Regions from separate parts of the Homo sapiens genome. Here region 2 is linked to region 1. A link is a contact called in ENCODE Hi-C or POLR2A ChIA-PET data. All regions are on one chromosome and are shown on one strand. The core of a region is the stretch at or near the end of the contact, and the rest is flanking DNA. Distances in the headings are between cores, read along the strand shown. Region 1 has its middle 69 kb from the start of CDC123. Region 2 overlaps CAMK1D (calcium/calmodulin dependent protein kinase ID).

Evidence for each region. A loop is a pair of places that touch in the nucleus more often than their neighbours do. ChIA-PET counts read pairs that join two places held with the same protein, here RNA polymerase II (POLR2A). Pooled maps may share reads with other maps.
Region 2: a loop to region 1 is called in a pooled map, with 6 times the contacts of the local background. The contact joins two enhancer-like sites. A Hi-C loop is called at or near these places in 7 of 50 pooled maps. POLR2A ChIA-PET finds 5 or more read pairs at or near these places in 2 of 52 experiments (H1 and activated B cell).

What each region holds. Positions count from the first base shown.
Region 1 is chr10:12,262,872-12,266,893 of GRCh38, reverse strand. No RefSeq gene overlaps it. Among named protein-coding and RNA genes, the nearest start is that of CDC123, 69 kb to the right of the region's middle. RefSeq lists enhancers at 2,205-2,304, 2,179-2,717 and silencers at 2,525-2,584, 3,155-3,204. Within about 2 kb of position 2,318, at least 24 of the 41 ENCODE cell types and tissues checked have a DNase peak (open chromatin) inside an H3K27ac peak, as active enhancers do.
Region 2 is chr10:12,779,317-12,783,563 of GRCh38, reverse strand. The region is part of intron 5 of CAMK1D (calcium/calmodulin dependent protein kinase ID); the gene reads right to left. Among named protein-coding and RNA genes, the nearest start is that of MIR548Q, 56 kb to the right of the region's middle. Within about 2 kb of position 2,188, at least 4 of the 41 ENCODE cell types and tissues checked have a DNase peak (open chromatin) inside an H3K27ac peak, as active enhancers do.

The sequences.
Region 1 (4,022 bases), core at 1,069-3,568:
CTACAACAGTGTAATATGCATTTTTTATTCTGTCTTGAACATCTTTTTATATATTTATTGTATATTTGTGTTTTTTCCTTTATGAATTGCCTGTATAACATCCTTAACCCAATCTTATTTTGTTTAATTTTGAAGTCCTTTTATTTGTATGTTAACTATATTAAGCTTTGATCTGGCATATTTGTTACAAATTTTTTTTTCTATTAGTTTGGCTTTTGATTTGGTAAATGACATTTTAAAACATGCACTTGTTTTTAAATTGTATTTGAAATTTTTAAAAAAGAATAGTCTACCTGAGAAGACCTCTGAGAAATATGATTTTCCATCTCATTACAGCTCCATGACACTGTAGCGTGCCTTACAGATTGGCACCGCTAACAATTATACAGCGAGCTGGTCTACCTCTCAATGCCTCTTGATCATGAGCTCTCAGGAAATGACAGCTCCGGGAATTAATATCCAGAAGACGAGTCTTGGCCGGGCGCGGTGGCTCACACCTGTAATCCCAGCACTTTGGGAGACCGAGGCAGGCGGATCACAAGGTCAGGAGAGCGAGACCACCCTGGCCAACATGGTGAAACGCTGTCTCTACTAAAAATACAAAAATTAGCTAGGTGTGGTGGTGTGTGCCTGTAATTCCAGCTCTTTGGGAGGCTGAGGCAGGAGAATCGCTTGAACTAGGGAGTCGGAGCTTGCAGTGAGCCGAGATCGCACCACTGCACTCCAGCCTGGCGACAGAACGAGACTCTGTCTCAAAAAAAAAAAAAAAAAAAAAAAAAAAAAGCCTCTGGGCCCACCTCTTCTCTTCAGGGCTCCTACAGATAACACATTGGTCCTGGCCACTAAAATGTCCCAATGCCAGCTGAGAGAGGAAGATAAGAACTGGCAGGCCCCCCTTTCCTCTGGAAGTTGTGTCATATTCTGTGAACTTGGCCTCAAGAGGGAGATAAGAACTGGGTAAGGCTCACTTCCCCACGGAGATGGTTTCATGCCCAGTAGACACTTGCCCCGAGTCCGGAGAAGCAGTAGGTGCTTTGCAAATATTTACCTAGCTACATGGCAACCGGGCAGTGCTGTCAGAGTTCTGTGTCATTTCTGGGCCACACGCCCCACACCCCATTCTCTCCTCTTGCATTACAAAGGCTACGTCCCTTCCCACAGCTACCTTTCCACAAGTGTTCAAAACCACGTGAAGGTCAGACTCCTTTGATTTCTAAATCATGCCCTTAGCCAAGATTGAACTTCCAATAGAGAAAATTTTAGGTTTGCTTTCATGTGTGAGGTGAAATGACTGTCCCTTTGTCAGAGGCGTTTGAACCAGAGCAACTCCATCTTAAACAGGAGCTGGGTAAAATAAGGCTGAGACCTACTGGGCTGCATTCCCAGATGGTTAAGGCATTCTAAGTCACAGGATAAGATAGGAGATCCGCACAAAACACAGGTCATAAAGACCTTGCTGATAAAACAGGTTGCAGTAAAACAGTGGCCAAAACCAACATGGCGAGGACAGTGTCCTCTGGTGGTCCTCACTGCTACACTCCCACCAGCGCTATGACAGTTTACAAATGCCAAGGCCACATCAGGAATTACCCTGTATGGTCTAAAAAGGGGAGGCATGAATAATCCACCGCTTGTTTAGCGTATCATCCAGAAATAACCATAAAAATGGACAACCAGCAGCCCCCTGCGCTACTCTATCTATGGAGTAGCCATTCTTTTATTTCTCTACTTTCTTAATAAACTTCCTTTCACTTTACTCTATGGACTCGCCCTGAATTCCTTCTTGTGCGAGGGTCTCTTGGGGTCTAGATCGGGACCCCTTTCCGGTAACACCTTAGATTTAAGAGTTCAGGTTCATCCTTCCTTTGTCAGGAATAAGTATCATAAGCAACACAGCCTTTGCTTGTTGCTAGTTCTTTTTTTTTTTTTTTTTTTTTTTTTTTTTTTTTTTGAGATGGAGTCTCGCTCTGTCACCCATGCTGGAGTGTAGTGGTGTGATCTCGGCTCACTGCAACCTCCACCTCCCAGGCTCAAGCGATTCTCCTGCCTCAGCCTCCCCAGTAGCTGGGATTACAGGCGCGAGCCACCGCGCCCGGACACAGCCTCTGCTAGTTCTGCCACTGATCTTCCCACAGGTACATTAAGGAAACTCAGTGTTTGGCGCTTAAACAAATCAACAACAACAAAGCATGGTAGAGAGAAGGCCCAGAGCACCACCCTCCCACGCTGTCCCTCGGGAGCTGAGGGGAAAACACCCAATGCCTTCAGAGACCAGCTGCACTAAACCGCCTTCTCAGAATGAGGGAGGAGCTACTGGCTTGGGGATGTCTCCAGAGCACATTTCTAGAAACACTTGAGAATACGAGAGAAAGAGAATACGAGAGGAAGGCCTAGGTCACTGAAAGCACAGGGAGCAATTTAGGCTTTTGTCTCGGTGTAAATGACATCGTGAGCCGTGCCCCCGCCCCTGCTCGTGGCCTGAGGGCCTGGGGGAGGGCGGGCATCCACCTGGCACTGGCGGCCTCGGCCTTCACCGCCGCACGCGCGGCGCCATCTTGTGGCCCATCCCTTTCCCAGGCTGGAAGCAGCCACAGGCCGATTCTTCCAGCCTTACAAATTCTGTGAAGTACAGTATTTAGACTATTTTTGATTAGTTTAAGAAAACAGCATGGCCAGGCGCGGTGGCTCACGCCTGTAATCCCAGCACTTTGGGAGGCCGAGGCAGGTGGATCACCTGAGGTCAGGAGTTCGAGACCAGCCTGACCAATATGATGAAACCCCATCTCAACTAAAAATACAAAAATTAGCCAGGCGTGGTGGCACACGCCTGTAATCCCAGCTACTCGGGAGGCTAAGGCAGGAGAATCGCTTGAACCCGGGAGGTGGAGGTTGCAGTGAACTGAGATGGCACCACTGCACTCAGCCTGGGCAACAAGAGCGAAACTCTGTCTAAAAGAAAAAAAAGAAAACAGCATTATGCTCAACAAATTAACGCAGAAACGGAAAACCAAATACCGCATATTCTCACTTATTAAGTGGCAGCCAAACATAGGGTACACATGGGCGGAAGGAGGGGAACAAGACACTGGGGACTCCCAGAGGGGAGAGGGAGGGAGAGGGGAAGGCGTGAAAAACGACCTGTTGGTTACTGTGCTCACGACCTGGATGAGGGCTTCAGTCACACCCTAAACCTCAGCATCCCGCAATATACCCTTGTCACAAACCTGCACATGTACTTCCCAATCTAACATAAAGGTGAAATTTTAAAATCAAAAAAGAAAGACAGCTTCAGCTTCCACTTCTTAGTTGAAAAAGAGTCCATGACACATGTTCCATTGGATCTAACAGTTAATAAATATTCACTGCGACTTCCCCCACCCCAAAGTCAGCAATCATAAAATAGGAAGAAAATTTGAGGAAGGAGTTTGACAGTTCTGCAAAAATAAAAAATAAAAAGTTTTTTAAAATGAGAATTATGTACGGGCACAGTGGCTTATGCCTGTAACCCCAGCACTTTGGGAGGCCAAGATGGCTGATCACTTGAGGTCAGGAGTTGGAGACCAGCCTGGCCAATATGGTGAAACCCCATTTCTACTAAAAATACAAAAATTAGCCAGATGTCGTGGTGTACCTCTTTGGTCCCAGCTACTCAGGAGGCTAAGGCAGGAGAATTGCTTGAATTCAGTAAGTGGAGGTTGCAATGAGCCGAGATTGTGCCACTCCATTCTAGCCTGGGCGACAGAGCTAGACCCTGGCTCAAAAAACAAAAACAAAAATTATTTTTCTTTCTTTGAGAAAAAAAACCTTCATCTAGAGGTTCAAGCCATAAGACTATGTTGTACCAGCTCATGTCTGAATGGTTTAAAAGGGAAGAGAATTTTTCCAGACATAGTCATGGATAGGTTGGTTTCAGACAGACAACCTGAAATGAACCTGAGGTTTGGGTTTGTCTATTAACTGTTTTTATTTTGAGAAAGAATTAACCAGAGCTGTCTGCATGAATCTTAATGTAAACGATGCAG
Region 2 (4,247 bases), core at 939-3,438, 520 kb before region 1:
AAAGAATTTTCCCTTTCCCGAGCCCCAAGGACGTGCCAAGAAGCAGTTTCTGCTGAGAGGGTGGAGGAAACGGCGAAGCCCTTAGCCTCCTAGGAAGCCCACGTTCAGGGTGCTTTGCTCACCTCCATGGAAGTCTGTGTGGCCTCTCCTCTCTGTCCTTCACACATGACCCCTCCAGTGGGCGGAGGACGGTGACACATCAGGAGGGAGCAGCCTGGGGGACAGGGGCAGTCCTCGATGCCAGAAGATAAAAGCCAACAGTCCAGCACCAGGCCGGGTATAGTGGCTCACGCCTGTAATCCCAGCACTTTGGGAGGCTGAGGTGGGCGGATCACGTGAGGTCAGGAGTTTGAGACCAGCCTGGCCAACATGGTGAAACCCCGTCTCTACTAAAAATACAAAAATTAGCCAGGCGCGGTGGTGCATGCCTGCAGTCCCAGCTACTCTGGAGGCTGAGGCAGGAGAACTGCTTGGACCGAGGAGGTGGAGGTTGCAGTGAGCCAAGATTGCACCACTGCACTCTAGCCTGGGCAACAGAGCAAGACTCTGTCTCAAAAAAAAAAAAAACAAAAAAAAAAAAAACTGAAAATACTGAATTTACTCTAAAAAACAAGTCTGTTATCTCAGATCCAGCATGGAATCAGAGGACAGGATTATAGGCTGGGCTCTGTGCCACAGTAAACTAGAGGATTCATTACCTTGCCTATGCCTCAGTTTCCTGTCTTGATGGGCACATGCCACTGTGTCCTAGAGTTACGCCTGCAAGGAAAAGAACTGGAGCTCAATTTGGAAGAGTTGCACATGGCCTCTCATTGTAAACAATGCCAGTAGGTATCTGTGTCCAGGGTTAGACGCTCAGATCACAGCTGGTCTTCCGGTCCTTGAGGAACTTCCACCAGGAAGTGGGACGAAGCGATGCCCCCCCTGCTGGTGGGGGAAGGAACACCAGCTACTAAATCAAACTGTAATCAAGTTTCTAACAGTTTGCGACACTGCGTATCAGAGAAGACACGAGAAGATTTCTCTCAAACAGTGAGAGAGAAAGATGACATTTCTACCCAGCAGTGGCCTTTTCAGAGATGCTAAACAGAACTTAAAGATCAGGAAAAATAAAATTAAGCTTCGTGTTGTTGCAACCCCAGACACACATTTCAGTAGAGAATTTGGCCTCAGTAAGAATGACATCAAGACAAGGAGGTGATACTGAATGTGCTGGGTCAGGTCAGCTTCCTGTCAGTAGCAGAATTTGCAGCAGCAGGGATATTAAAAAAGAAAAAATTAAGACAATGAGGGACTTTTACCAGGAGCATCTTGATAAACAGCTGCTGCTTCACCCAGGTTTCCAGTATTGCAATCCAGACTGTTGGCAAGTAAAAATCAGGCTGAAACACAGGAGCGTTCTCTGCCTGAAGTCTGTCTTCCATCCAAAGTCACAGAAGAAGAGCAGAAGGCTTTTGGGACAGCTCTGATCTTTTCTGTTGGGATAGCCTCCTTCTCTGGTCTCTATCAGCCTTCACCTAGAGCTGTCATTCATGAGGAATGAATTGCCTCTAGCAATAGATCAGGATGGCAAAAAAAAAAAAAAAAAAAACAATTAAATTAAAAACATATCACCAGGCCAGGCATGGTGGCTTACGCCTGTAATCCCAGCACTTTGGGAAGCTGAGGCCGGTGGGTCACCTGAGGTCAGGAGTTTGAGACCAGCCTGGCCAACATGGTAAAACCCTGTCTCTACTAAAAATATAAAAACCAGGTGCAGTGATGCGTGCTTGTAATCCCAGCTTCTCGGGAGGATGAGGCAGGAGAATCGCTTGAACCTGGGAGGCAGAGGCTGCAGTGAGCTGAGCTCGTGCTACTGCACGCCAGCCTGGGCAACACAGCAAGACTCCGTTTCAAAAAAAAAAAAAAAAAAAAGTATCGCCAAAGAGCAGCTTACCCTGATCTGTCCAGTAGCCTCGAGTTTCACCACAGGCATGAGAAGTCCCCATGAAAGCACCATACTGGTATGTAATTACCATTCTCATCTGAGCTGGGACTGCTGTTTAAATGCTCCCAAAGCCAATCATGGAGGAGTGAGGCTAAGGAACGGGGAGGGAGTAGAAGCTGGGGCCACTGGGCTTTTGAAATGTGGGAGGGCCTTGGAACTCCGCGGGATGGAGGAAGTCAACTGTGCCAAGGAAGGCATTTCAGAGCAATGTGGCCACAAACGGCACTGCTGTGCGGCCCTTCTGGGGTCTCCCATGGGGGCCTACCTGCTGTGTGATCACGGCGTGACGCCTACTCTGTACTTAAGTCAAGCCTTTCTTGTGAAATCTGATTAAGAAGACTGCCGTAGTCATTCCAGGGTTTTGGTTTTTAATCATGACAAAGAACAAATGGAGCTCCACAATGCTGCCCTCCCCCTCTTTCCCACCACGACAAAACGTGACCTCCCTCCCACATCAAGTATCTAAAGAAGCAATTCCACAAGGAAGAAAAGTGCCTTAAAAACACTGTGTTCAGAGCGACTCTGTGGGACTGCCATGTGTGGGATGGGGCTCCTCAAAGCCAGGCTGGGTTTACGTCGCCCACGTGCGATGAGTCAGGTCCACGAAGAGGAGCAGGCCCTACAAGTCTCCCCACTTAGGGGGCCCTGTCCTCTCCAACACCGGGGGTCTGGCTGCAGCCCACGGTGTGATAAAATGTTCGCTGTGGGCTGTCACCAAGTGGCTGTTGAGAAAGAGAGAAAACTCTCATCTGGATGTTCCACCTACTCATCTGTGCCCTGTATGACAATTTCTCAGTTACATAAAACCCTGTTGTGACACTAACAGTCGGAGAGGATGAGAACAATGATGTAATGCTTATAGTCATGGACCAAAATATGGTATTTAAGTGAGAAACAAATAAAAAGCAAGCTCTGTTGGGGAGCAACCACATCGAGGAGTGAAGACGAAAGGACTGGGAACAGAGGCGCTATGGGGAAAGATGAAAAGAATCGAGATCACTCAGAAGACAGACGCTGGGGAGGTCCATTGACTGAATCCTTCTTCTTGGCTGTACGGAGTGAAGACAGGAACAATGATGGCCAGTATCCTTGACACGTAGATATTTACATACTTAAAGGATGCCAACTCACAAGTCTATAGAAACACACAATGTTAAAACCAGAAAAAAAATTTACAGGAGATATTTAGCCCAGCACATTTATTTTATATACAAGAAACTGAGAATCCCCAAGTTTAAGTGAAAGGCACAGGCCTCCTTCATATCTAATCAATGGCAGACAGAGGAGGACGCTTACATTCAAGTCCCCTGCTGGGTGGCTTTGAGGATAGAGGTCCTCGCCCCAACACTGTGCTGGCTGGAACCCCTGGTTTCCAAGAGCTCATCATAATCCCACGCCCCACATCAACTTCTAGAAGTGCAGTGATCCCTGAATTAACACCAATCCTCTAACTCAGTGAAAAAATACACCGAGAATGTTGACCAACTGTTCTCCATCTCCTTTTAGAGAAGAACAAGATGAAACACGTTTAAACTATTTTAGGCAAGTTAAGGCCGAGTTAGACCAAAGATATCTATCGTGGCTTTGCAGCCAACATGGCAACTAAGTTCCAGAAGGAAATGAACGATTCCTTCCCCGACAGCCTCAGGAACATAACAGTCAGCCACCATCTAAAGCATCAAGGTGCAGGTCTGCTTCTAGACAGAACGATGGACCAGCTGTACATGTTCCTTCTTATTTCTGAGTGACATCCGTAATGGAATAGTGTGGCTGTGGTTGTGCACTCCACATAAAATACTGCTAGGTGATGAACTGTCACTGAATAAGGCTCAAAAAAAAAATTCTCAACTAGGCACAGTGGTTAATATCTGTAATCTCAGCACTTTGGGAGGATGAAGCAGTAGGATCACTTGAGCCCAGGAGTTCAAGACCAGCCTGAGCAACAAAGTGAGACCCTGTCTCTACAAAAAAATTCAAAAATTAGCCAGGTGTGGTGGTGTGCACCTGTAGTCCCAGCTCTGCAGGAGGCTGAGGTGGGAGGATCACCTGAGCCCAGGGGATCGAGGCTGCAGTGAGCTATGATCATGCCACTGCACTCCAGCCTGGGGGACAGAGACCCTGTCTCTTGAAAAAAGAAAAGATAAAGATAGAAAACAGGCCATCCTCCACCAAATAGAAGTTTCTCATCTGTCTTGTCAATTACGTGATTGATACGGATGTTTTCTGTCACTTCCTACTGATGTTCAGTGATTCAGATATT